Regions from separate parts of the Homo sapiens genome. Here all the other regions are linked to region 1. The links are chromatin contacts, found by Hi-C or POLR2A ChIA-PET in ENCODE. All regions are on one chromosome and are shown on one strand. The core of a region is the stretch at or near the end of the contact, and the rest is flanking DNA. Distances in the headings are between cores, read along the strand shown.

Evidence for each region. Hi-C counts contacts between places; a loop is a spot of excess contacts on that map. ChIA-PET counts read pairs that join two places held with the same protein, here RNA polymerase II (POLR2A). Pooled maps may share reads with other maps.
Region 2: a loop to region 1 is called in a map of CD8-positive, alpha-beta T cell, with 6 times the contacts of the local background. The contact joins the promoter of SPATA2L here to the promoter of CTU2 in region 1. A Hi-C loop is called at or near these places in 1 of 168 maps with a recorded cell type or tissue (CD8-positive, alpha-beta T cell), 5 of 37 single-sample maps with no recorded cell type and 7 of 50 pooled maps. POLR2A ChIA-PET finds 5 or more read pairs at or near these places in 1 of 52 experiments (T-cell).
Region 3: a map of ascending aorta shows a loop between it and region 1 (9-fold over the local background). The contact joins the promoter of KLHDC4 here to the promoter of CTU2 in region 1. A Hi-C loop is called at or near these places in 2 of 168 maps with a recorded cell type or tissue (CD8-positive, alpha-beta T cell and ascending aorta) and 8 of 50 pooled maps. POLR2A ChIA-PET finds 5 or more read pairs at or near these places in 1 of 52 experiments (H1).
Region 4: a pooled map shows a loop between it and region 1 (6-fold over the local background). The contact joins the promoter of RPL13 here to the promoter of CTU2 in region 1. A Hi-C loop is called at or near these places in 7 of 50 pooled maps.
Region 5: a loop to region 1 is called in a map of ascending aorta, with 17 times the contacts of the local background. The contact joins the promoter of BANP here to the promoter of CTU2 in region 1. A Hi-C loop is called at or near these places in 5 of 168 maps with a recorded cell type or tissue (CD14-positive monocyte, CD8-positive, alpha-beta T cell, ascending aorta and 1 more), 6 of 37 single-sample maps with no recorded cell type and 17 of 50 pooled maps. POLR2A ChIA-PET finds 5 or more read pairs at or near these places in 1 of 52 experiments (activated CD4-positive, alpha-beta T cell).

The regions. Positions count from the first base shown.
Region 1 is chr16:88,703,818-88,709,108 of GRCh38, forward strand. It overlaps CTU2 (cytosolic thiouridylase subunit 2), which reads left to right and starts at 2,686. Exons shown (of 15, transcript NM_001012759.3): 1 at 2,686-2,781; 2 at 3,319-3,393. The coding sequence starts at 2,714. It overlaps RNF166 (ring finger protein 166), which reads right to left and starts at 2,591. Exons shown (of 6, transcript NM_178841.4): 1 at 2,354-2,591. The coding sequence starts at 2,508. RefSeq lists an enhancer at 2,066-2,703 and silencers at 2,325-2,604, 2,645-2,954.
Region 2 is chr16:89,699,027-89,704,317 of GRCh38, forward strand. It overlaps SPATA2L (spermatogenesis associated 2 like), which reads right to left and starts at 2,679. Exons shown (of 3, transcript NM_152339.4): 1 at 2,602-2,679; 2 at 1,904-2,207. The coding sequence starts at 2,206. RefSeq lists an enhancer at 417-1,282 and silencers at 2,285-2,384, 2,555-3,274.
Region 3 is chr16:87,763,958-87,769,248 of GRCh38, forward strand. It overlaps KLHDC4 (kelch domain containing 4), which reads right to left and starts at 2,029. Exons shown (of 12, transcript NM_017566.4): 1 at 1,835-2,029. The coding sequence starts at 1,933. It overlaps LOC105371399 (a long non-coding RNA gene), which reads left to right and starts at 2,084. Exons shown (of 3, transcript XR_933871.3): 1 at 2,084-2,384. LOC102724467 (a long non-coding RNA gene) reads right to left here. Exons shown (of 4, transcript NR_120309.1): 4 at 2,374-2,467. RefSeq lists enhancers at 1,317-1,941, 1,925-1,984, 2,065-2,124.
Region 4 is chr16:89,556,641-89,561,931 of GRCh38, forward strand. It overlaps RPL13 (ribosomal protein L13), which reads left to right and starts at 4,042. Exons shown (of 6, transcript NM_000977.4): 1 at 4,042-4,072; 2 at 4,300-4,423; 3 at 4,587-4,728; 4 at 4,938-5,111. The coding sequence starts at 4,320. SNORD68 (small nucleolar RNA, C/D box 68) reads left to right here and starts at 4,790; the gene lies at 4,790-4,861. It overlaps SPG7 (SPG7 matrix AAA peptidase subunit, paraplegin), which reads left to right. Exons shown (of 17, transcript NM_003119.4): 17 at 247-1,126. The coding sequence ends at 453. RefSeq lists silencers at 2,484-2,703, 4,245-4,514, 4,575-4,624 and an enhancer at 4,025-4,134.
Region 5 is chr16:87,948,376-87,953,666 of GRCh38, forward strand. It overlaps BANP (BTG3 associated nuclear protein), which reads left to right and starts at 3,059. Exons shown (of 14, transcript NM_001386991.1): 1 at 3,059-3,140. RefSeq lists enhancers at 2,415-2,724, 2,984-3,626 and silencers at 2,915-3,214, 3,225-3,344, 3,375-3,434, 3,455-3,554.

The sequences.
Region 1 (5,291 bases), core at 1,436-3,935:
AAGCTGAGAAGCTGGGACGGCCCGTGCCTCAGGGATCTGCCTGGCTGGCAGGCCAGCACCCTCAGCAAGCCCCACAGCTGTCCTGCACGAGTGGAGGCTGCTCACACAGCCCTTCCAGGCAGGTTCGTGATCACGCGTGTCCTGGCCCACAGGCTTCTGGTTACAGAGGTGGCTCACTGCTCAGACTGTCCCCTGGCTGAGAACAGCTCCTGCTGGGCCCCCAGGGGGCCTCCTGCGCGAGGGCTAGAGCAGGGTGCATGCCCCCACACTGGGATACTCTTGCCATGAGAGATCTACCCTGGAGGAGGAAGTTGCTCTGGTTGGGGAGCTTGCGGAGGGGACAGAACCAGACCAGCAACAAACTTCCGAAGGGAACCTGAAGAGCCTTTAAACTTTCTGTGGTCATTTGCATGCATGCCTTAGCAACACCAACAAGAAACAAAGTTAGAAGCAGAGAGAGAACAGCCAGAAAACAAAAGCCAGCAGGAAAAGTCGGGGAGAAAAATCTTTGAAAGGCAAAGGCTGTGTGAAAAGCTCTTGCAGGACCCGCGGTGAGACTAGGATGGTCGTCATTCTACCAAGAAAAGCATGGCAGAGGGGAGTTTTATAGGAAAGATGCTCCACAATTCCATGTGGTTCTGCATTCTGTGTTATGGAAACTACATTTTAGGAAAAGACATATTTGAAAAAGAAGGGCAAAGACCAATTTGTGCAGGTTAGGAAAGTGGAGATGCTGTGGCCGACCACACGGTGAAGGTGTTGGCACCCAAAGCCTACGGGAGGCTTTTCTAAAACAAGGCCTAAGTCAAGCCTCACAGCGCTCAGTAACAGATGAGAAGGTGCGGAACACACCTTCAAACACCCGCTACCTGCTCACAAGAAGGAAGTCCTGCCAGGCGCGGTGGCTCACGCCTGTCATCCCAGCACTTTGGGAGGCTGAGACGGGCAGGTCACCGGAGGTCAGGAGTTCGAGACCAGCCTGGCCAACATGGTGAAACCCCTTGTCTACTAAAAATACAGCAATTAGCCGGGCGTGGTGGCGGGTGCCTGTAATCCCAGCTACTCTGGAGGCTGAGGCAGGAGGATCACTTGAACCCAGGAGATGGAGGTTGCGGTGAGCCGAGATGGCGCCACTGCACTCCAGGCTGGGTGACAAGAGCAAGACTCTGTCTCAAAAAAAAATATTCCCGTTCAGAGGCTGCCCCCCCAAAATGTCACGGCTAAGTGAGATGGAGGAGCAGGGGCAGAGCCTGTAGCAGCCTCACAAGAGAAGTAGGTAGAGCTGTCCCAGCGTGGGCAGGCGCCTGTGCTGCCTGACACAGGTAATGAAGGCAGCTCTGCATCCTGACACTGGCCCTGCCACCTCCGTGGGTGACCAGCACACATCCACCTAGCAGTCCCAGCTCCCTCTGTACCAGGAGCCCCTGAAGTCAGCTGACTTTGCTTGCAAAATGTTCTAGAGCCTCCTACCAGTCTGGGTGCACCCCCCTCCACTCCACCACCTCAGCAGCTTGGATGTCTGCGGGGAAGCCCTCCTGCTCTCTCTCTCCCCTGCCACTGCTGATTTTGCTCAAGAGCTGTATTATTCAGCACTTAGGAGGGAGCAGACACTGATCTAGGCTTCCTCCCAACGGGGCTGGCAGCTCCAGAATACTTGAGCACAGCTCCCCGCCAGGAGAGCCACGTCCTCCAGTTTCTGTTCCTGAAACACCCTGGAGGAGCCGGCTGTGAGCCCTGGTGCAGCTGGAAACCCCAGCAAGGTGGTCAGTGTCTGCTCCTCTGTGGACCAGCCTGCCTGGCTACTCAGTGATCGGTGTGACTCAAGTTCTCCTTCAAACAAAACTAAGAACATCAGACTCCAAACAAGCCCCTCTAAACTTTAGGGAACTCCTTTCCTCTGTAGTCAAAACAGGCAGACAGCGGGTCCGAACAAGAGTTGATAGCAAAAACTACAAGTTATTTATTTACAACTGCCCATTCCAGCCGCACAAGCCCAAATCCACCACCACTGGCGGAGCGGTGGCACCTGCTGCCCTCTGAGTACCGGAGCGCCCGCCGCAGCCGCCGGGGACCCCGAGCTTGGGCAGGGCCGCAGGTCGCCCGGTGAACCGAAGCAGCAGTCGGACCGGGCGCCTGCGGCTGGCGCGAAGGAGGCTGGGCGGGGGATGAACGCGCCCAGAGGGCAGAGGCGGCGCGGCACAGGGAAACCCGGACCCCACGCGCCCCGAGGCCCCGGCGCCCCGAGTCCCCGCGCGCCCAGTCCGGAGCTGCACCGGGGCGGCCGCCGGCCTCGCGACCCCTCCCGCGGCGGGGCACGGCCCCCTCCCCGCGGCCCCTGGGCGGGCGCGCTCACGTGTGGCCGCAGCTGCCGATGGCCACGGGCCGGTGATAGACCTCCAGGCAGATGGGGCAGGTGTACTGCGCCTCCAGGCCGCTGTCGCCGCCCGCCGGCCCGGCCGGCGGCTGCCGCTGCTGAGCCGAGGCCACCAGGCTGCGGAACATAGCCATCCCGGGGCCAGGCCCGCGCCGCCCGCCGCCCGCTGTCCTGGCCCGGGCCGGCCCGCTAGTCACAGCCGCTACTGCGCCGCGCTGACGTCATCGTAGGGCGCCGCCCCCAGCCGGGCTTCGCGGCCGTCACGGCGCCACTCCGACGTCATCGGGGCGCGCCCTCGCGCTGTCGCCGCCACAGTCTGCGACGGGACCCGGCGTGCCCATGTGTCAGGTGGGCGAGGACTACGGGGAGCCGGCGCCTGAGGAGCCGCCCCCGGCGCCGCGGCCCAGGTAAGAGCTGGCGGCCGGACCCGCCAGGCCGCCCCTCGCCTTCCCGCCGCACTCCTGCCCCGAAGGGTCCCGGCCGGGCTTGCTCCGGGAAGCCCCGCGTGGAGAGCGGGACCTCGCTCCCTAGCACTCGGGGAATGCCTGTCAAGCGGTGACGGCCACCTAGAAGGGGACTTACTCCACTGGCTCGCGCCTCTCATCCTAGCAGCCACTGGGGACGGCTCTGCCGCTGACAGTGCTGTCCTTATTCGGAGAGAACTGGTGCCGTGAAGCTGTCTCGCCTCCCCGTGTCAGCCTTGGGAGACTGAAAAGCGGCCTTTATGTGCCCCCTGAGCCGGCTTTTCTAGGCTAAACATCCCCCCAGAGCCTTTGTTTTTCTTGAAGTTTGGACAGAACACAAGCCTGGGTTTGTGTGTGTACCGAGGTGCCTTTCTCTGACCCAACTCAGGGTGAGAAACAGGAGCTGTCTCCCCAAAGCCCACTAGGCGTGGGGAAGATGTGATCTGTGTTTCTCTCTTCTCCCCCCTCCCATCTCCAAAGCCGTGAGCAGAAGTGTGTGAAGTGCAAGGAAGCGCAGCCCGTTGTGGTGATACGAGCCGGAGATGCCTTCTGCAGGTGAGGCCTGGAGGTGGCTGAGACCCTGGCAAACATGGCCTCGCTAGCAGACAGGATAGCCGCAACTTGTGATGCTTTGTTAATTCTTTTTAAAAACATGTACTTACTTTATTCCTGCTCCTGATGGGGTCCCTCGTGCCCCTGGTGTTGAAGTGGAGGCGAAAGCATTGGTTTCCTGCTTGGGAAAGTTTCCCATGAGCTAGCCACAGATCCCCTGATGAGGTTTCTGATGGAACTTATGGGGACAGTTGGAAGTGGGGCCGTGGTGTCTAGACTGGGATAAGCTGTAGGAGGACCAGGCGTTTGGGGGCAGCTGGAATACATCTAGGGGCGGATCAGAGCATCTTGGGAACTTGGCAGATGGTCTGGGTGAAAGTTTTTAATCTCGTGTGAGATGCTTGTTTCATCTGTGGCAGGATAGAGGCTTGGAAGACCTCTAGCTTTCCCCCAGGCGCTTGTCATGTCTTTCTTGGCTTGTAGCCATTGTATTGTTCAGTTGTTTCCACTAGACTCATAGCTCCCTGAAGGGAGGACCAGGTCTCTCTCCTTTTAGCCCTCTTAATTCCCAGTGGTGGTGCGTGGTTTTTTTGTTGTTGTTGTTGTTTTTTTTGAGATGGAGTCTCCCTCTGTCACCCAGGCTGGAGTGCAACAGCTGGAGTGCATGATCCCAGCTCACTGCAACCTTTACCTCCTGGGTTCAAGTGATTCTCCTGCCTCAGCCTCCTGAGTAGCTGGGATTACAGGTGCCTGCCATCATGCCCGGCCAATTGTTTTTGTATTTTTAGTAGAGACAGGGTTTCACCATGTTGGCCAGGCTGGTTTCGAACTCCTGACCTCAAGTGATCCACCTGCCTCGGCCTCCCAAAGTGCTGGGATTACAGGCATGAGCCACCACACCTGGCCAAGATAGGTACTTCTTTAACCACCCAGGAGCATCTGAAATTGCCAAGAACACCAGGCTGCCGGCAGAATTCACTGAGGAGAGGCTGCTGTGGCTGTATGCTAGGCCCTTGTGGCCAGAAGGGCTTTTGCTGTGCTTGCTGGTCCCAAGGAACAGTGGGGAGCCGGCTCTCTAGGGGAAGGCCTTAGGAATCTACATCGAGCTGGGATCCCCAGGGATCATTCAGGTCAGCACGTGGGAGAAACCTTGGCCTTCCCTGACCCACAGGGGACAGCGTGGTTTCAGGAGCCCAGACGCAGCATGTACACGTGGACCCACCACGCTTGAATCCCAGCTGGTGGTGTAGGGCGCAGAGGCTCTCCTGGTCCACAGTGCGGAGGTGAAGCCCAGCACCTGTGTCTCCTTGTATGAGACTCCCCACGCCCAAAGCTGGGTCCTGGGGGTCACTTCCCATGTCCCAGCCTTGATACTTGCCAGTTACCTGCAGTCCCTCACCTGGCATCTTGCTGTTAAACACAGACTTGCTTTACTGTCTGTAAAGGAACCACAGGGGGGTCATTCGGCCTCTTGTACGTGGTATCCATTCAACGTAGGGAGGGACTGCTGTGCACATCAAGTGTGTCTGACAGGAAGGAAGAGACTTAGAGCCCCAGGTGCAGGGTGACTCTTGCAGTGGCATTGTCCGCTCTGTACCGGGTGCTGCTCTTCACCCTGCCTGCCAGGATTGCAGGAGAGCTTTAAAATGCAGACTCCTAGGCCTCACCCCTAGACAATTTGACTTAATTGGTTTGTGCAATTCTAACATACAGCCAGGGCCAAGAACCCCTGACGTAGTGAGCCAGAGTCAGATGGCTGGAAAGTTTATTATGAACAAAGATTACAGCTGGGCGCAGTGGCTCATACCTGGAATCTCAGCACTCTGGGAGGCCCAGGCAGGAGGGTCACTTAAGGCCAGGAGTTTGAGACCAGTCTGGGCAACAAAGTGAGACCTTGTCTC
Region 2 (5,291 bases), core at 1,429-3,928, 1.0 Mb after region 1:
CCACCCACCTTGGCCTCCCGAAGTGCTGGGATTACAGGTGTGAGCCACCGCACCTGGCCGAATTTCTTAAATTTAATGGAAAAAACAATGAATACATTAACCTAGCTCACAAATCAGAACAAAATGAAGAGCCCCTGTACTGAGAAATTCCACTGTCTTCTGTCCCACCGCTCCCTTCACCCCTGGAGATGGCCTCATCTAATTAGTTTTGAATGTACTTGCCCAGGTGTTTGTTTTGCAAACCCAAATACAGATTTCGTTTGCTCCTCGTATGAGGTAGTCCCCCCTTTTTTTTCACCTCTTTGTAAGGTCTCTAACCAAAGCTAGACAGGTAGCCTCTTAAACGTGTTGTTCTGAACTTTGTTTTTTTCCACTACAGTCTTGCAGACAAGGACAGAAGCTGTAACGTTCATTCCCCCTGCTGTGTAGTATTCCACCATGGGGGTGACACGTCTGTTTTCAGCGCTCTCCAGAGGCTGTCCATGCACTGGGCTGACAGCCGTGGGACGGTAGAAGGGTGAGTGCTCTTTTTTTTTTTTTTTTGAGACGGAGTCTCACTCTGTCACCAGGATGGAGTGCAGTGGCTCGATCTCTGCTCACTACAACCTCCACCTCCCAGGTTCAAGTGATTCTCCTCCCTCAGCCTCCTGAGTAGCTGGGATTACAGGCGCGTGCCACCACACCCAGCTCATTTTTGTATTTTTTAATAGAGACGGGGTTTCACCATGTTGGTTAGGCTGGTGTCAATCTCCTGACCTCGTGATCTGCCCACCTCGGCCTCCCAAAGAGCTGGGATTACAGGCGTGAGCCACCGCGCCCGGCCTGGCTGAGTGCTTTCTAGCCTACACTTAGGTGAAGAACTAAAGGAGCTCAGGACAATCACTGCGAGCGTCTCCTGACTCTCAAATTCCCTAACTCCGGGACTCCTAGCATCTAATGCCTGGACACGGCCCACGTGTGGAGCGCCCAGTGCCTGCAGCACTGAGCTCGGGGCTTTGATTCATTCCTCTGGCCCCATGAACTGGACTGTTCCCGTGTCGCTGTCTCAGGAGGAAAGGGGCTGACAGAGATTAGCTAATTTGGCCAAGTCCTCGCGGCCAGGAAGCAGCAGAACTAAGTCCAAACCAGGGCTGTCCGGCACTGAAGCCGGTTATTCCCCCGCCCCGCCCCCTGGGAGGCCTCAAGGGCGGGCCTGTCCGTCCTCTCTCATGAATGAAAGTCCTGGCGCCTCCGACCAGCAGGTGTCCCCGGGGAGCCGCGGAGAGACTGCCGCTGCCATGGCAACCGGCGGAGGCGTAGCTCGCCCACGTGCCCAGTGACGTCATCGGCTTCCTACTCTTCCGAATTAGCTCAGAGCTCCCGGCGGCCCTGCCCCCTCCTGCCGCCAGGAGCTCACCTGGAGAGGCCAGGCCAGCCCTGGGCACAGCCTCCCGCCCCAGGCCGTGGAGTTCACTAGGTCTGAGCCCAGCCCTGAGACTTCACAGGGATGCACCCATCTGCAGTCCTCCCAGCCTCGGCGGCCTCCTCTGCAAATGGGATTGGCCCATAACCTGGAGGAATTAGGATGACCATGGGAACTCAAGTCCCTTCTGTGCCCCCGTCCTAAGATTTCCATGGCAACTGGGGCCGCGAGGCCTCTTAGGGAAGACACTGACGCAAGCTCTCAGGGCAGGACCCCGTAGGCAGCACCCAAGCCTGCCCTCGCCCACCCCATGTTCTCAGCCCTAGGAGTGGGTGCCCCCACACGCCCACGACCCCTCAGCGCTCGGAGCCTTGAGGAGCCCACCAGGCACTGAGGACACTTGAAGCCCCTCTCTCTCGAAAGGCGTGGTCCCCCATGGTCGGCGGCCCCGCGACCCGCAGGCCAGGACGAGGGGCGCGCTCCTCCTGGCCTGGCGCCTACCTTGATGGTGGTGAACTCCTTCCTCCAGGGCAGCAGGTACAGGTGCACCGCGGCGAGCTCCAGAAGCTCGAAGGCGCGAGCCAGGCCGCGTAGCGCGGGCGCCAGGTCGGCGCGGCCCCACAGCCCGTCGGTGAGCAGAGCCAGCGCGTCGTCCTGCAGCGCCCCGTGCAGGTCGAAGTCCTCCACCAGGATCTGCCAGAGCACCGCGCGCAGCGAGGGGTCCCCGCACACGCCCGCGCGGCCCCGTCGCAGCTCGCGCTCCAGGCACTGGCGGTAGTCCTCGGACAGCGAGCTGCTGCCCATCCTGCGGCGGACGGGGGTCGGGGGGGTCAGGGACCTAAGGCCGCGCCCAGCCCGCCGCGCTCTCCCCGAACCCTCACCCAGCGTCCCCAGGACCCCTCGAGCCTGGAGACCCCGCCCCCAGCGGCTGGGCGCCCCCGGTATCTTCGGCACCCCCTACGCTGGAGACCTCGGCCCCATCAGCTGCCCGCCCACCCAGCGATCCAGGCCCCTCCAGTTGAGCGCCCCCGCACCTCCAGCCCCTCCCTCCAGCCTGGGTACCTCGGCCTTCCAGGGGCGCCCCCGGTTATCGACCGCACCCTTCTCTAGAGACGCGCTTCCGCCCGCTGAGCCCTCTCCCGACCAGAGCCCCTTCGCCCGGCAGATGGAGCTGCGGATCCCGCGGGTGACGGCGCTACCTGTCTGTCCCCAGCGGTCTCCGGCCGCCGCGGATCAGTTCGGGCCTCCCCGCGCGCCGCGCGCTTCCGCCGGGAGTCGGCTCCGCCCGGGGTCCGCGGCCGTGACGCTGGGGGCGGGGCGGGGCTTGGCGCAGGCCCCGCCTCCGAATAATTTAGGAGGGGCGGGGCCTGGTGAAAGGGGAGGAGGAGGTGTCAGCCCGGCCGAGCCCCTGCGCGAGGCACCCCGAGAGCCTCCTGTCACCGCGTCGCCCGTCTCCTCGCGGGACCGGTATCGTTCACGACGCCGCTGGGCCGAGGGCTGCGGGCTCATGGCAGGCGCTCAGGGAACGTTGTGCCTGGGCCGCTCCTCCCCACGAGACAGGGACCCAGCCCCAGGCGACCCGGCCGCGGGGAAGCAGGTGCGCGGGCTCGTCCCCTGGGGGGTGGGGCCACCGGCATTACCTGGCGGGGATTGGCTGGATCCTGGGAAGAGCCTTTCCTGCGGGGCGGGGCCACCTGCATTACCTGGCGGGGATTGGCCGGATCCGGGGGCGGGCCTCCCCTGTGGGGCGGGGCCATCCCCTTGAGGGAGGGGCCCGCGGCACGGAAGGTGGGCGGAAGGACAAGCCTTTCAGCCTCGTCTGAAACAGCAGCCTCAGGTGGATGCGGGGACCTCAGATTCTGTTTATGCTGGCTCCGCTTCCCGGCCTCCTGCACTTGCCATCTGCAGCCCTTGAGAGCATCGTCTGGGCGGGTCTCTGAGGCAGGGCGAAGCCGCCCCCCTCTCTAGGCTAAAAGCTGACCTGGGCTGCGGATCCACCCAGGCTAAATCTGGGCCACGACTTCCCGGGGACGTTTTCTTCGCTCGGGTTCCTCTGTTCTGTGCTACAGCCACTTTCTCGCATTGCCCAGAAGTAGAGGAGGATGAGGGAGACCCTTGGAGGTCCCAGCCGAAACCCACCCCTACCCCACACCCCCGCTTTGGGCAGGCTTTGCTACTTCACGTCTGTGTCCCTCATCTCTCCAGGCCACCAAAACCAAGGCCCAAGTTTGTTGAAACTTTCCCTGGGCCTGGGCGGCGAGGTCCCCCCTTTTTCTTAGATTTTTTACCTGGAAGTTCCCTGCTGGCATCTTAGAAATAGTGATCATGACCGGGTGCGGTGGCTCACGCCTGTAATCCCAGCACTTTGAGAGGCCGAGGCGGGCGGATCACCTGAAGTCAGGAGTTCAAGACCAGCCTGGCCAACATGGTGAAACCCCGTCTCTATTAAAAATACGAAAGTTAGCCGGGCGTGGTGGCACATGTCTGTAAGCCCAGCTACTTGGGAGGCTGAGGCAGGAGAATTACTTGAACCTGGGAGGCAGAGGTTGCGGTTGCAGTGAGCTAAGATCGTGCCACTGCACTCCAGCCTGGGTGACAGAGCGAGAATGTCTGGAAAAAAAAATCGTGATGCAGTCGGTGGATCTCCCTGAGTTATCTAGGTGGCCACCTCTGGACAGGGAGCTCTTTTACTTACTGTTTACTGAACTCACTCTTGGTGCCCAGTGCCACCATGGGTCCACACCAGTCCTCAGGACAGCTAACTTCGTAAGTCTCATCTTTATTCTTCTTCTGATGCGGAGGAGGGTGGAGGTAACTGTTCTGCCTTTGTCCTCACTGAATTTGGCAACACCAGTCCATCCATCCAGCAGTGGGCCTAGCTCTCCTCCCATAGGCCTGGGTGGGTTTTTGCACCTGCCTCAACCCATGGAATAGAACTGATGTGGAATGAATTCCAAGGCTAAATCATAAACATGCCATACCCTGGCCTTGTCTTGAGATCCTTGGCCTCTGACATGGTTTGGTTCTGTATCCACACCCAAAATCTCATCTTGAATTGTAATCCCACAGGTCTGGAGCAGGACCAGGTGGAGATAATTAAATCTTGGGGGCAGCTTCCTCCATGCTGTTCTCGTGATAGTGAATTCCACGAGATCCGATGGTTTTATAAGGGGTTCTCCCCTTTGTTCAGTGCTCATTCTCGCTCCTGTCGCCCTGTGAGGAGACGCCTTCTGCCATGATTGTGAGTTTGCTGAGGCCTTCCCCAGCCATGCGGAACTGTGAGTCAATTAAACGTCTTTTCTTTATAAATTATCCAGCCTCAGGCAGCTATTTACAGCAGCATGGGGACGGACTAACACACCCTCAGAACCCAGCCACTAGAGTGAGAAGGCCACGGCCGTGTGCAGAGCTTTTGGCCTGCAACTTCGACCTGCGACTCACATTCACCTGCAGCCTATTCTTGGGACTTTTTTGGAAATAGTTTTTCCAGACAAAAATCAAGATGAGTTTGTTCTGGGCCGAGCGCAGTGGCTCACGCCTGTAATCCCAGCACTCTGGAAGACCGAGGCAGGTGGATCACGAACTCAGGAGATCGAGACCATCCTGGCTAACACACTGAAACCCCATCTCTACTAAAAAATACAAAAAATTAGCTGGGCGTGGTGGCGGGCATCTGTAGTCCCAGCTACTCGGGAGACTGAGGCAGGAGAATGGCGTCAACCCAGGAGGCGGAGCTTGCAGTGAGCCGGGATCGCGCCACTGCACTCCAGCCTGGGCCACAGAGCAAGACTCTATCTCAAAAAAAAAAAAAAAAAAAGGATGAGGTTGTTCTGGGTTGGCATGGGCCCTCAATCCAGTATGACTGCTGTCCTTATGAGGAGAGAGAAAC
Region 3 (5,291 bases), core at 779-3,278, 940 kb before region 1:
CACTGTGGCTGGAGTGAGCCCAGGGAGACAGCTGGAAAGACAGGCAGAGGCCAGGACTAAGTGAAGGTGCGAACCAGGTGACCTGATACATGAGTTCTGTGGGAGCAGAATTCCAAACTGTCCCCAATCCTTCCCCCAATAATTGCCAGGACTGTGAAAGAATGGGATACCACTCTTGTGATTAGGTTGTATTACAGACACAGCTGAATTTAAGAAAGAGATGATCCTCTGTGGGTCTAGCCTAATCAGACGCCCACTTATTTTAAAAGTTTGTTTTGAGGGTTCATTCAGATAACATACAAACCCCAGGCCTGACAGGCTCTCTCTCTTAAGGGAAGCTACTGTTACAATCACCTTAGTATTGGGTACTGGAGGGAGACATGGAGATGAGTAAAAATGACAGGTAACTGGCGGGGCAAGGTGGCTTACGGCTTGTAATCCCAGCACTTTGGGAGGCCGAGGCGAGCGCATCACCTGAGGTCAGGAGTCCCAGACCAGCCTGACCAAAACGGTGAAACCCGGTCTCTATTAAAAATACAAAATTAGCTGGGTGTGGTGGTGCATGCCTGTAATCTCAGCTACTTGGGAGGCTGAGGCAGGAGAACCACTTGAACCTGGGAGGCGGAGGTGCAGTGAGCTGAGATCGCACCATTGCACTCCACCCTGGGCAACAAGAGTGAAACTCCTTCAAAAAAAAAAAAAAAAAAAAAAAAAAAAAGCAGAAAGCAGCTAACAGCTGGTTACTGAGTGCTTACTTTCTGCCAAGCACCATTCTGAAGATACCACACAGATGAACTGACTTCCTGTGCCACAACCCTAGCCAGCAGGTCATGCCACTGCAGCCCAGCCTAGGTGACAGAGCAAGACTCTGTCAAAAAAAAAAAAAAAAAAAAGAAAGAGCCTAAGAGGAGTGTGAGGGAAAAGTCCAACTCCATTATTTAAGAGATGAGGACATGGAGAGATCAATGACTTAGGAAGAAAAGGGACAAAGGACTGTGGTCAAGAGCTCCTGATTCAGGACATCTGGTCACATCCCAGTTCCATACCACTTCATGGTTCACCTGTTGGTCTTCCTGTCAAATGGGAATACCAGTGCTACGGAACTGACCTGCTCGTGAGGAGTAAAGCCCAGGGAGCTGTGCCTGGCGCACGGCAGGCCATAAAACTGGCCCCGGTTAGGGAATCCATGAGCAGCAGCCGCAGAACACTCAACCCCAAGGTCAGGACGGATCCTCCTGCAGACCCCGGGCTGAGGACCAGAGGGAAGGAGACAACCGTGATGGCCGCCATCAGCTGCTACGGGATACCCCGTGGCTCCAGTGCCTTCTTCACTTAACCATCTGCTGCTCACTGCTCAGGGCTGCTGTGATGATTATTTGCCCTCTTTTGAAAGAAAAGTAAGGTTCAGAAAAGTTAAGAGTCTTACTCCCAGACCACACATCATGCAGAGGCAGCCCCCGGCTCAACCTCAGGTCTTCCTGTGCCAAACCCCTCCCTCTTCTCACCACCCAGCCTCCCTTCAGAGGGAGGGTGGAGGGAGAAGGGAGGAGGGGGAGGAAACGCAGAAAAACGCCCGTGACACCACACTAAGAAAAGCAAGCACGTTAAAGGGGGCAGCTCCGAGAAGCGGACAGACACACGTGGAGACTCAGGAGGGGGCGGGCCCCGTCTGGGCTGCCCGGACGCGGCGCCGGGGCAGTTCCTACGGCCTCCAGCTCTCCCGCAGGGCCGGCGCGGCTCCCACGGCCGACCCGTAACCCCGGGGGGCGCAGGGAGTCGGCCGAGGCTGCACGGCCGCGACGTCGGGCCGCTAAGCCCGGTCTGACCCGCTCACCTCCTCCTTCCGCGAGCGCTTAGACACCTTCTTCTCCATCTTGGCGGCCGTCTTCTCCGCGCCGCGGCCCTTCTTCTCCTTCTTGCCCTTCTTGCCCATCTTGCCGGGTCCCAAGCCGCGACGGGACACCAGGAAAGAAAACGGCCCGCGCTCTCCGCTCGGAAACAGGTGCTCGTGGGGCGGAGCTCGGCGCACAGAAATGGAGTCACTTCCGGCCCCGAGTTCGAGCCGCTTCCGGGTAGAGGTGCGGCTGGGCCCTTTACGAGGTTCGGTCTTGGAGCTCCGTCTTCGGCAGCGGGCTCGGGGGCCTCGGACTCTGCATAAGGCCCCGGAAAAGATGACCGGCCCCGGGCTGGGCGCGGTGGCTCATGCCTGTAACCCTGGAGCTTTGGGAGGCCTTGGCGGGCGGATCGCTTGAGTCCAGGAGTTCGAGATCAGCCTGGGCAACAAAGCGAGACACCACCCCCCACCCCCAGTCGCTACAGAAGAAAAAAAAAAAAATTAACCGGGCGTGGTGTCTCGCGCCCAGTGGTCCTAGCTCCTCGGGAAGGTGAGGCGGGAAGATCGCTTGAGTCAAGGAGTTCCAGGCAGCAATGCGCCCCTGCACCCCAACCTGGGCGACAGAGCGAGATCCTGTTTCAAAAAACAAAAAAGATGGCAGCCCCGGCCTGACATACCCCGGCCATGCTCGCCAATTCTCACGCCCTGTGCCCCCACCTAGCCTGTCCCCGTGTCCTAGGAGACGTGCCCTCTGAGTTTTATTTTTTATTTCTATTTTTTTGAGGCAGGGTCTTGCTCTGTCGCCCAGGCTGGAGTGCGGTAGCGCGATCTCGGCTCGCTGTAACCTCCGCCTCTGGAGTAGCTGGGACCACAGGAGCCCACCACGCCCGGCTCATTTTCTCTTGAGTTTTCCGGGGTGCACGTGCCCCCCGTTAAGGCACATTGCTTCGCCCTGGGTAGAACTAAGTGGGCGACTCTTGGGCTAGCCCCATTTTTTCCCCTCAGACCAAACAAATGAGTGCTTTTTTCCCAGAAAAAAAATTTCACACAGTTATAAGATTTTGCAGATCCTGAGTAAGACAGTCCCTGCCGGGCGCGGTGGCTCACGCCTGTAATCCCAGCACTTTGGGAGGCCGAGGTGAGTGGATCACGAGGTCAGGAGTTCGAGACCAGCCTAGCCAACATGGTGAAACCCCCGTCTCTACTAAAACTACAAAAATTAGCCAGGCGTGGTGGTGGGCACCTGTAATCCCAGCTACTTGGGAGGCTGAGGCAGGAGAATTGCTTGAACCCAGGGGGCAGAGGTTGCAATGAGCTGAGATCAAGCCACTTCACTCCAGCTTGGGCAAAAGAGCAAAATTCCATCTTAAAAAAAAAAAAAAATGGGGGGGCCCTTCCACCTTCCCATTTAAAATGTGCCAGACACTGTTAGGTACTAAGGGCATGTCCTCAAATGTCCTAACATGGAGGACTTTTGTTTCTTCATAGGTAGGCTAGAGCTAATGATAGCACCCTGAAAGGGTACTCAATTTGTGGAGCCTGAGAAATAAAGATAGGTAATATCCAAATGCCTGCTAGGAAATTGTACTCTAGGATTTGCCTCAAATTACGTAAGAAATGGCAAAATCATCTGCAGTGCATGGAATGTTATGATTTGAAAGAGCAGAGTAAAAATGCTTATCACTACTTAGAAGATGTCATCTTTGGATGGGTAATCAAGGAATAAGGCAAATTAAGGACAAGGACAAGCCAAAATTTGGCAAAGGGAAAGCATAAATCAGGAAATAATCTAGTTTATTACTTTGTGTGTGAGTCAGCCTTTAAAAGTTCTCTTAGGCCAGGCGTGGTGGTTCATTCCTGTAATCCCAGCACTTTGGGAGGCTGAAGCGGGCTGATCACGAGGTCAGGAGTTCAAGACCAGCCTGGCCAATATGGTGAAACCCTGTCTCCACTAAAAATACAAAAAAAAAAAAAAAAATTAGCCAGGTGTGGTGGCACCCACCTGTAGTCCCAACTATTCAGGAGGCTGAGGCAAAAGAATCATTTGAACCTAGGCGGCAGAGGTTGCAGTGAGCGGAGATTGCACCACTGCACTCCAGCCTGGGCGACAAAGCAAGACTCCATCTCAAAAAAAAAAAAAAAAAAAGATGTTATCTTAGATCCAGCCAGGTGTGATGGCTCACGCCTGTAATCCTAGCACTTTGAGAGGCAGAGGCAGGCAGATCACCTGAGGTCAGGAGTTTGAGACCAGCCTGATCAACATGGTGAAACCCCATCTCCACTAAAAATACAAAATTAGACAGGCATGGTGGTGCGCACCTGTAATCCCAGCTACTCGGGAGGCTGAGTCAGGAGAATGGCTTGAGCCTGGGAGACAGAGGTTGCAGTGAGCCGAGACTGAACCACTGCACTCCAGCCTGGGCAACAGAGCTAGACTCCGTCTCAAAAAAAAAAAAAAAAAGAAGAAGTTAACTCGGCCAGGCGTAGTGGCTCACATCTGTAATCCCAGCACTTTGGGAGGCCAAGGTGGGCAGATCACGAGGTCAGGAGTTCAAAACCAGCCTGGCCAACATGGTGAAACCCCGTCTCTACAAAAATACAAAAAAATTAGCCAGGTGTGGTGGTGTGCACCTTTAATCCCAGCTACTCAGGAGGCTGAGGTAGGAGAATTGCTTGAACCGGGAGGAAAGGTTGCGGTGAGCCCAGATCACGCCATTGCACTCCAGCCTGGGCAGCAAAAGCGAAACTCTGTCTCAAAAACAAAAAAAGTTACCTTAGATCCAATCAATGACTAGTCACTGAGCAGCTGAGGAGGAATGATTTTCCAACCCACTCCAAGCCTTATCCATAAACCTAGCTCTTTAAGAAGAAAAATGAAATTTGGGGAAATAATGAGAAGAAAAGATAGCACTGGTTGAAGACCACCATGGTCTCCAGCACTGCTTGTAGGAAACCTATGTGGTGGTAGAAAAAAAAAACCGGTTAGGAGCTGAGCAGAAAGGAGCTGGAGAATTTCACAGAAACCCAGCCTGGGCATCCAGGCATGTTTATCTTCCATGACGAACTACAAAAGGCTAAATCCTCACTATTGCCCTCGGGAAATAGTTCTGTCCCCTCTAGTGTACTATGACTTTAAGAACATACGTAATCCTTTAATATTTTTCTAAAAATCCTGGGTAAACCTGAGGCAATGCACTTGAAGCCAAAAGGCTCTTCATTCACAGCACATCTGGCTGCAGTACATTACAGTGGTGCCCACTTCAGGCCGGAGACAGGGAGAGCGTATGACCTATTGAAGATTTAGGAGGATCTGGTGGATGCGGGGTTTAATACTTTTATTATCTGAAAGAAGCTTGAAGCTAAATTAGAAGGCTCTTGGATTATAGGTGTCATGGTGATTTACGTGAGACTGAAATTCTCATACTGAGAAAGACGGAATAGAACATCTAAAATGAGA
Region 4 (5,291 bases), core at 2,792-5,291, 850 kb after region 1:
AAGCCAAGATTTTGAATAGAAGTAGAAAAATTAATGAGGCTGGCCGCCGGAAAATCATTTATGAGGTTGAGATGGGGGTGATTCTTCTTTCGGAGCTGCCTCCGTGCCTCCGCTTCCCTGGGAAAGTGGCCTGTCCTGGGTGTCCTGCACACAGACAGGCCCTCACGCCTCTTGCCACCTCCCCAGGACATAGAGATGCTCTGTCTGCCCTGGGGACTCACACACTGCTATGCCTGTTCTTTCTAGCTGGCAAACGCCCTTCTGGAAAAGGAAGTGATAAACTATGAGGACATTGAGGCTCTCATTGGCCCGCCGCCCCATGGGCCGAAGAAAATGATCGCACCGCAGAGGTGGATCGACGCCCAGAGGGAGAAACAGGACTTGGGCGAGGAGGAGACCGAAGAGACCCAGCAGCCTCCACTTGGAGGCGAAGAGCCGACTTGGCCCAAGTAGTTGGGAGGTGTTGGCTGCACGTGCGGGTGGTCCGGGAAGTGAGGGCTCACTCAGCCACCCTGAGTTGCTTTTCAGCTGAGGTTTGCACTTCCTCTCGCGGCCCTCAGTAGTCCCTGCACAGTGACTTCTGAGATCTGTTGATTGATGACCCTTTTCATGATTTTAAGTTTCTCTGCAGAAACTACTGACGGAGTCCTGTGTTTGTGAGTCGTTTCCCCTATGGGGAAGGTTATCAGTGCTTCCCGAGTGAGCATGGAACACTTCGAGTTCCCAGGGTTATAGACAGTCGTTCCCAGTGTGGCTGAGGCCACCCAGAGGCAGCAGAGCATTCAGACTCCAAACAGACCCCTGTTCATGCCGACGCTTGCACGACCGCCCCAGTTCCTGTGGCTCCCTCGGAATGCTAAGGGGATCGGACATGAAAGGACCCTGTGAGCCGATTGTCCTATCTCCAGCGGCCCTGTCATCCAGCTCACTCATCAATGGGGCCAGTCAGGCCCAGGCACTGGGCTCCGGAGGACTCACCACTGCCCCCTGCTGCCATGTGGACTGGTGCAAGTTGAGGACTTCTTGCTGGTCTAGTCACGCATGCAGTGTTGGGGATGCCTTGGTTTTTACTGCTCTGAGAATTGTTGAGATACTTTACTAATAAACTGTGTAGTTGGAAAATCTACATTTGCATTGTCTGGCCAGCTCTAATGCAGAGGAGCTGGTGGGCTTGCCCTGGATCACAGGGTCTTGTGGTTTCAGTTTATAATTTGAGTAATGCAGGGACTAAGTGAAAAACTCCTTCTGTAGGAATCTGGGGCCTGGACCCCGTAGGGATAGAAGACGACCCAGGACACCCTGGCCCTGAGTTCCGGGGCATGCGGCTCCCACTCCGGCCCCCTTGCTTCTGCCCTCCCTGTGGTGCAGTGACGTGAGTGGATTGTCCTCTTGTTGCTGCAACACTGAAACGCTGGCGGAGCAGTAAGGAGGCAGCCACAGGTGCAGTCACACACCCGAGGGTGGCATCTCTGAGAGATGCCTTGACCTTTGCCCCAGTTCTCCAAATCCAAAGACCAGCACATCGATGGGAGGGTTTTAGCTGGTGTAGCCAAGGGTAGTGTCCTCGGTAATTGTTTTTTTTTTGCTGTTGTGTTGGTTTTTGGCAGAGTCTTGCTCTGTCGCCCAGGCTAGAGTGCAGTGGCGCCATCTCGGCTCACTGCAGCCTCGATCTTCTGGGCTCAAGCAATCCTCCTGACTCAGCCTCCCAAGTAGCTGGGACCGCAGGCACGCACCATTATGCCCGACTAATTTTTGTACTTTTTGTAGAGACAGGGCTAGACTCGAATTTCTGAGTTCAAGTGATCCTCCTGCCTTGGCCTCCCAATGTGTTGGGATTACAGGTGTGAGCCACTGTGCCAAGCCTTTTGTGAAATTAATTTATTATTTTTTAATTATTATTTGTTTTTGGAGATGGAATCTTGCTCTGTAGTCCAGGCTGGAGTGCAGTGGCACGATCTTGGGTCAGTGCAACCTCCGCCTCCCGGGTTCACGCCATTCTCCTGCCTCAGCCTCCCAAGTAGGTGGGACCACAGGCGCCTGCCACCACGCCCGGCTAATTTTTTGTATTTTTAGTAGAGTCGGGGTTTCACCATGTTAGCCAGGATGGTCTCGATCTCCTGACCTCGTGATCTGCCTGCCTTGGGCTCCCAAAATGCTGGGATTACAGGTGTGAGCCAGCACGCCCAGCTCTTAAATTTTTCATTTTTGAGACGGAGGCTTAACTCTGTCACCCAGGCTGGAGTGCAGTGGTGCAGTCTCGACTCACTGTAACCTCTGCCTCCTGGGTTCAAGTGATTCCCCTGTCCTACTCTCTGGAGTAGCTAGGATTACAGGTGTACACAACCACACATGGCTAATTTTTGTATTTTTAGTAGAGGCGGGATTTTGCCATGTTGGCTAGGCCGGTCTCCAACTCCTGACCTCAGGTGATCCACCCGCCTCGGCCTCCCAAAGTGCTGGGATTTACAGGCATGAGCCACCGTGCCTGGCCTGTGAAATACTTTTTTTTCTTTTTGAGACTGAGTCTTGCTCTGTTGCCCAGGCTAGAGTGCAGTAATGTGATCTTGGCTCACTGCAACCTCTGCCTCCCCAGTTCAAGCAATTCTGGTGACTCAGCCTCCTAAGTAGCTAGGATTACAGGCATGCGCCACCACGCCCAGCTTTTTTGTATTTTTAGTAGAGACAGGGTTTCACCATCTTAGCCAGGGTGATCTCAAACTCTTGACCTCGGCTGATCCGCCCACCTCAGCCTCCCAAAGTGCTGGAACTGTGAAATTCTTAAAATGTGGATTACGTTGGCCAGGCACGGTGGCTCACGCCTGTAATCCCAGCACTTTGGGAGGCCCAGGCGGGCGGATCGCGAGGTCAGGAGATCGAGACCATCCTGGCTAACACAGTGAAACCCCGTCTGTACTAAAAATACAAAAAATCAGCTGGGCGTGATGGTGGGCGCCTGTAGTCCCAGCTACTTGGGAGGCAGAGGCAGGAGAATGGCGTGAACCCGGGAGGCAGAACTTGCAGTGAACAGAGATCGCACCACTGAACTCCAGCCTGGGCAACAGAGGGAGACTCCGTCTCAAAAAAAAAAAATAATAATAAGTTTTACCAGGAGGAAGCGTGGTGATTGGGTGAGGGTAGGGAAGAAAGAGGGTTATTGGGATTTAAAGGTTTCCAGGTAGCAGTAAGATGGATGGTGCCTTCACAGACTTATACTAGAGAAGAGATGGCTTTTTGTTGATGCTTTTCTTTGTGAAGGAAGGCAGTAGGCACAGCAGGTCAGAGTGTGACATTTTCAGTCGGGTACCCCTGACCTTAGAGAAGTCACCTAATCCTGGGCCAAGGGAAAGCGACAGAGGCCAACAGTAACTCCGTCTACTAAAATACCAAAAATTAGCAGGGTGTGGCGGCGGGCGCCTGTAATCCCAGCTACTCGGGAGGCTGAGGCAGAATTGCTTGAACCTGGGACGCGGAGGCTGCAGTGAGCCGAGATCGCGCCATTGCACTCCAGCCTGGGCGACGGAGCGAGACTCCGTCTCCAAAAAAAAAAAACAAAAAAAAAAACCACAAATGTTCTAAATGGATGGGAGGAGAATAAACGCTGGAACGACAAGGACGAAGGCCTTAGGTTGCGCAAACTCGGATGTCACTGAAGTTTTTCTGCCTTTGCGCTGCAAACGTGTCTCACAAATGTGAACAAACAGAATTCCTCGGGCGTCGCCCGTTCGCCGTCGGCCCAGATACCGGACTCGCGCGCGTTAGCCCGCAAGACAGGACTCGGCCGCGGCCCGCGCAGCGGCTGAAGCGCCGGGGCAGTAACGGCGGACGTCAAGCAAGTCCGGCCGTCGGTTACTCAGGGCCCAGGAATCACGGCCGCCCCGCCGCATTCTCAGCGGCAACATGTCTGCGACGGCGGCCCTAGGGCTGCCGGGAGAGCCGCGGCGACGTCAGTTCCTCCTTTCGGGGCTCTGATTGGTCAGAGCGCCCGGCGCTTCTGGTTGGCCGGCCCTGCTATCATCCCAGAGTGCATTGCGGGGCCGCTTCCTTTCCGCTCGGCTGTTTTCCTGCGCAGGAGGTGAGGGAGACTGGGTCCTGGCCTTTGGGCATCATCCAGCGCCATCGGCCTGGCGCTTCAGCCAACGCGGGAGTGGATGGGCCCCTTCTTCTTCGCAGACAGCGTTCGGCCGCTGCCCGGGCTCTAGGCGCGGCCGGACGGCCCAGTCTGGAGGGTTCGGGGCGGAGGCCCGGGGGGGTGCGCGCGCCCGGGGTCCGGCCTCTCACTCGCTCCCCTCTCGTCCGCAGCCGCAGGGCCGTAGGCAGCCATGGCGCCCAGCCGGAATGGCATGGTCTTGAAGCCCCACTTCCACAAGGACTGGCAGCGGCGCGTGGCCACGTGGTTCAACCAGCCGGCCCGTAAGATCCGCAGGTGAGCCCTGCGCTCGGGGCTGCCCCTGGGGCTCGTGCCCGCGGCTGCGCCTTGGCTTGCGGGTGGCCGATGCCAGGGCGGGGGGCGCTGTCTGCAACCGTCGCGGAGCGCTGGCCTGGCGGCCTTAGGCAAGGGTGACCGCCGCTGCGCTTCTCTCCACCAGACGTAAGGCCCGGCAAGCCAAGGCGCGCCGCATCGCCCCGCGCCCCGCGTCGGGTCCCATCCGGCCCATCGTGCGCTGCCCCACGGTTCGGTACCACACGAAGGTGCGCGCCGGCCGCGGCTTCAGCCTGGAGGAGCTCAGGGTGAGTACTGGCAGCGCTGCGGTGTCAGGAAGGCCCCGAAGTCCCCTCTGTTGGCCTCAGTCGCGTGATGACATTCTCCGGAATCGCTGTACGGCCTTGATGAAAGCACATTTGAACCCTTTTCCATCTGATTGCTGAGGCTTTTCATCCAGGCCTCGGGGCTGGAGAAAGCCCGGGCCTGTCTCCATCTCTCTCTGGTTCTGGGGCAGGTGGCCGGCATTCACAAGAAGGTGGCCCGGACCATCGGCATTTCTGTGGATCCGAGGAGGCGGAACAAGTCCACGGAGTCCCTGCAGGCCAACGTGCAGCGGCTGAAGGAGTACCGCTCCAAACTCATCCTCTTCCCCAGGAAGCCCTCGGCCCCCAAGAAGGGAGACAGTTCTGTGAGTACACGGCTCTCTGGCCGTCCTGGTGCGCGGGGACAGTGAGGCTTGGCTCCTTTATCAGTGACACCGGTCCCTGGGTCTTGCTGGGGTGAGAAGAACCAAAACATTGTGGGTGATGAGCTAAGCGGGACTGCTAAGGTTCACCTGTGCGTTTCCGCAGAGATAACCTTAATGGAC
Region 5 (5,291 bases), core at 1,809-4,308, 760 kb before region 1:
TACTTATGGCCTAGTGCACACACTTGTAAGTGGCCCCCATATCTGGTGCCACACAGGCCAGAGTGCACTTCCCGCTCCTCTTATAATGCCCTCACTAATGTGACTGTAACTTCATTAACTCCAGGCCAGATTGGATCCTTGTACCGACTGGTGAGTAAGCGAACCTTCACTACAGACAGCTGTCTTTGCTGATGACTAGCTACTTCATTTTTAAAATTACGGTGAATCAACTATATGCCAATATTGAACAATGCCTTCCTTTTTTAGCTTCCTGAGCAGCAAAATAAAAACTAAATCAAAACCATCAAAAATAAAAAAGTGTAGTAGCTCATGCCTGTAACCCTAACACTTTTTGGGAGGCTAAGGCGGTAGGACCGCTTGAGTCCAGGAGTTCAAGACCAGCTTGGACAACATATTGAGACCTCTGACTCTACAAAAAATAAAAAAAAATCAGGCAATGGTGGTGGTGCATGCCTGCAGTCCCAGCTACTCTGGAGGCTCAAGCGAGAAGATCACTTAAGCCCGAGAGGTAGAGGCTGCAGTGAGCTCTGATTGTACCATCGCACTCCAGCCTGGATGGCAGAGCAAGACCCTGATGCAAACAAAACAAAACAAAACAAAACAAAACAAAACAAAACAAAACAAAACAATCACTAACTGCAGCACAATCATAGTTTTGATTGGCTTAATTTCTGATAATGCCTAGTCAGCAGTGGCCTTCAACAAACCTCACTGTAGCTTGTTGGATGGTCACAGATGGATTCACCTTTGCCCACAAGTTCCTCCTCTTGTCCACTCACACCTGTTCATGACGCCGAGCCCAGCATTGCACAAGGCCTGGGGATAGGGGAAGTGCAGCTCCAGACACGGACTTGGGAATGTTTTGAAACAACAGGAACGACATCACCCTAGGTTTGTGTTTTCAAGCCAGATATTCCGGCGTGGATGCTAAGAATTCTTACATGGGCAAGTATTAATATTTGAATGCAGCCGTGATTGAGGTGGAGGTGGAGACAAAAGGCGTGCGTCCCTAGAACATGTTTTGTCCCCACTGCCGGAGGGAATATTCTGTGTCAGCTATCGCACGCACCCTTTCCCTCCATGTGAGTGGACTCCACACTCTAAGCAAGGCGCTCTGGACTGCAAACTCAGCTTGTGCCTCTCTCCAGCCCTGTGGCCTCGCTGGACAATTTTTCTAATCTCTTTGGAGCTGATCTTCATGTTGAAAAAGGACAAGTCCCATCTTCAGATCAACACCTGTCCCAGCGCTGCCATTTTGCCAAGGCTCCTCCTTGGAGTGTTTGTAAGGCACTTTTGCCACGAAGTAACCCAGCCACCAGCCTCAGTGGAACCTCCAAGCCTAATTCTGGAGGAGACTTTAACTCGGTAAGGTTGCCCAAGGTCGCATAGCCCATGACTGCGCTGAATCCTGTTTTTATTATTGGCAAAAGGGAGTTGGGCAGGAAATTCAAGGTAAAGCATTTTGTTTTTCTTTCTTTCTTTTTTTTTTTTTTTTTCTTGAGACGGAGTCTCGTTCTGCTGCCCAGGCTGGAGTCCAGTGGCGCCATCTCGGCTCACTGCAAGCTCCGCCTCCCGGGTTCACGCCATTCTCCCGCCTCAGCCTCCCGAGTAGCTGGGACTACAGGCGCCTGCCACCGCGCCGGGCTAATTTTTTGTATTTTTAGTAGAGACGGGGTTTCACCGTGTTAGCCAGGATGGTCTCGATCTCCTGACCTCGTGATCCACCCGCCTCGGCCTCCCAAAGTGCTGGGATTACAGGCGTGAGCCGCCGCGCCCGGCCAGCATTTTCTTTTTCCCAGTGAAAATAGCTGCCTCGCCCTGTGTTTGGGAGCTCAAAGGCATTCTTGCTCATTGCAAATAATTGAGGAAACAGAGGCGAGTATAAAGAAGAAAATGAAAGGCAAGGTAATCCTAGATTAGCAGAGGGAGATAACCAGGAATGACATTTCTGGGAACTGCGCTATGGTTTGGGAATTTTTTCCTGTGATTACCCACAAACGCACATTTGCACATTTATTCTACGTGTGCACATTCACGTCATCACTTTTTTTTTTTTTGAGACAGAGTCTCGCTCTGTCGCCAGGCTGGAGTGCAGTGGCGCGATCTCGGCTCACTGCAACCTCTGACTCGCGGGCTCAAGCGATTCTCCTGCCTCAGCCTCCCGAGTAGTTGGGATTACAAGGCGCCCGCCACCACGCCCGGCATAATTTTGTATTTTTAGTAGAGACAGGGTTTCGCCATGTTGGCCAGGCTGGTCGCGAACCCTTTACCTCAGGTGTTCCGCCCGCCTTGGCCTCCCACAGGGCTGAGATTACAGGCGTGATCCACCGTGCCCGGCCGCCATCACTTATTTATATTATGTGTTACCTATAGGACTTATCTAAGACCATAATCACTGCCGCGTGTGCTAAGTCCCGCGCGCGTGCACTCAGGCCCCTCTGGATAGACACTGGGGACCCCTGACCACTTATGTCAGGGAAAACGCCACCAAGCGCTCCGGAACCTCAGGGCAGGACCCGCCGCAGCAGCAGGTAGGACCCGCTGGGGGCGCACAGCCCACCTGAGACATCGTAACTACAAGTCCCAGCAACCCTTGGTGCGGGGACAGGACGGGCCACCGGAGTCCGGAGAGACTACAAGTCCCGGCAGGCATGGCCCAGACGCAGGGACTACGAGTCCCCGAATGCATGGCTCCCAGCTTGCGCAGGGCACCCTGGGAGGTGTAGTAGTTGAGGGAGCTAATGCGTATTCATTCCGTCTCAAAGAAGATGCAAATTCCTCAGACCGTCCACTGAGGTGATTGTTCTCACGCAGGCCATGGGCGTGGGCGAAAAACGGGGGGAAAAAAGCCCTGGGAAGCCGGTACCGTCGCGGAAGAAGGCCGCCTGCGCATGCTCACCAGGAGGCCGAGCGGGAAAAGCGCGCGCAGCTGGCCTCACTGCCACAGGGGTGCCCCGCCCCCGGGCCCGCGCGCCCAGTGAGCCTGCGCGGAGGGCGGGGGCCGAGCGTCGCGGGGAGGGGCTCGCGGCGCCTGCGCAGAGCGGCGGCTTCTCTCGCGAGGACGGACGCCATTATCGCATCTCCCCGACAAACACCACGAGAATTCCGCAGCCCACACGGTAATTGCAGCTCCCGCAGCCGGTCGCGCCTCCGCCTCCCCCTTCCCGCGGGGCGAGAGCGAGAGCGAGATCTCCCTCCTCCCTCCTCCTCCCGCCCGCCGGGCCGCCCGCGCCGCAGCCCCGCCGCCGCCAACCGCCCGGGCCGGGCGATCGCCCCCCGGGCCCCGCTCCCCGTCCCCGGCCGCGCCCCGGAAGAGGGGCTCCCGCTTCCTCGCTTCCGCACCCCCGGCCCCACCGCGCCCGGCGTCCGTTGAGCCGCGGCTGCCGCAGCCCGGCCCGGGGGCCTCGCGCTCCCGACCTCTGTCCCGGGCCTCGCCCCGCGGGAAGGACCCGGAGCCACGGCGGGGAGACTGGAAAGGCCTAGAACCGCGCCCGGGCTCCTCTGGGGCCCGAAGTCTCCCAAGGGGGTCGCTCCTGCCAGCCAGGCGGGAGCGACAGGCATCGTTTTTGTGCCTCCTCCGTGGCTGTGGACCGGAGCCCCATAGCCCAGGACTTGCACACGCAAGGGGCGCTCTCGGGGACCGCAGACCTCGGCGACGACCCCAGCCCGTCCCCCGAGGGGCCCCGATGAACGAGGACCTCGGGGTGCCCCCTCCCCAGCACGTTTGTGCGATTTCTGTGATCTAGTCCTTAAGGAAGGTGGCCGTTTTCTTTTTCCCCCCTAGGATGCAGAAAGTAGATGACATTCCATCCACACTGTGTGAGCAAATTGGAGAGATTGCCTTGATAGAGGACTGATGTTTTTCACTGATGAGATGGTAGGGGTTGTCTTGCTATTGGAGAAATACATCATCCCTGAAGAACTGTGAGCAAGTGGAGCGAGTGTGGGCTTTGAAGGGTAGCGAGCTTGCACCCTGACCGGGGAGGGCCCGGGTCACACAGTTGTTGATGTGGAACAGGTAATTGCCCTGTTTGGAGTTGCCTGTTCTGCCCAGGAATGTACTCCAGGGCCTGATGGCGATGCTGGAACTCGCACTACAGTAAATAATTGATAAGAGGAGGCAGTTGTAGGGTTCACTTTTAGCTGGAAGTTCTTAGGGGACAGAAAAATAACTTGGAGTAGTGAGTGGTTCTGAGTAAGCTCAGGAAACGTCAAATAAAAACTGGATCTGGTCATTTAACACGCAGCTCGCAGATATCCAGTGCTAGAAGAAAACACCAAAACGCGGTAAAATTCTGTATGTGGGTCCACTTCCCGTGTCTGGCGATTAAAATAAGAATATATTCTTGCGATGTTGGATTCTGTCATCATTGGCGTTAATATTTTTATTTTTTTGGAGATAGGGTTTCACTCGGTCCCCGAGACTGGAATGCAGTATCGTGATCTTGGCTCACTGCAGCCTCGGCCTCCCTGGCTCAAGTGATCCTCCCACCGCAGCCTCCTGAGTAGCTCGGACCACAGACGCCACCACCCCGGCTAATTTTTGTATTTTTCGTAGAGAGGGGGTTTCGCCTTGTTGTCCAGCCTGGGGCTTTAATCTTTTTAAAAAAGAGCTTCCATTTGTGATTCCACGCTGCGTGGGGGCAGCTCAACATCTCGGGTGCTTCATCATGACCCAGGAGGCAGAGGCTGCGTCCACTTTATAGATGAGGTGACTAGGCCCGCAGACACTAAGGGACTTGCTCAGATTTACAGAGCCAGGGTTCGAATTCAGTCTGTCTGAAGCCTATGTTCTTAAAAAAAAAAGCCCATATATTTAGTATTTTAATCAATATAATGTATACAATAGGAACGTCAATGAAAGACTTACAATGAAAAGCAATGGTCCCCTGCCCCACCTCTCAGCCCCGTTCTTCAAAGAGGTTTACATCTTGAGTGGTTTCTTTAGGTCATTCTCCACAGCTCTGAGTAAGCTGATCCTTTTTATTTTTTTCTTGAGATAGGATCCCCTGATGTTGCCCAGGCCGTACTCGAACTCCTGAGCTCAAGTGATCCTCAGCCTCCTTAGTAGCCGCTAATACAGGTGTGAGTGACTGCACCTAGCTCTAAGCTGATATTTTGTATTACACAGCCTTGTCTTTCTATTACGATGGGGTGATGGAGCCCTTCTGTCATATCCCAACTCTTCTATCCCCTGGACTGTCTGTGTTAGGCCTATGCAAATACTGTTCTCTTCACGGACAAATTGAGTGTTTCCCTTCCTGTACAGC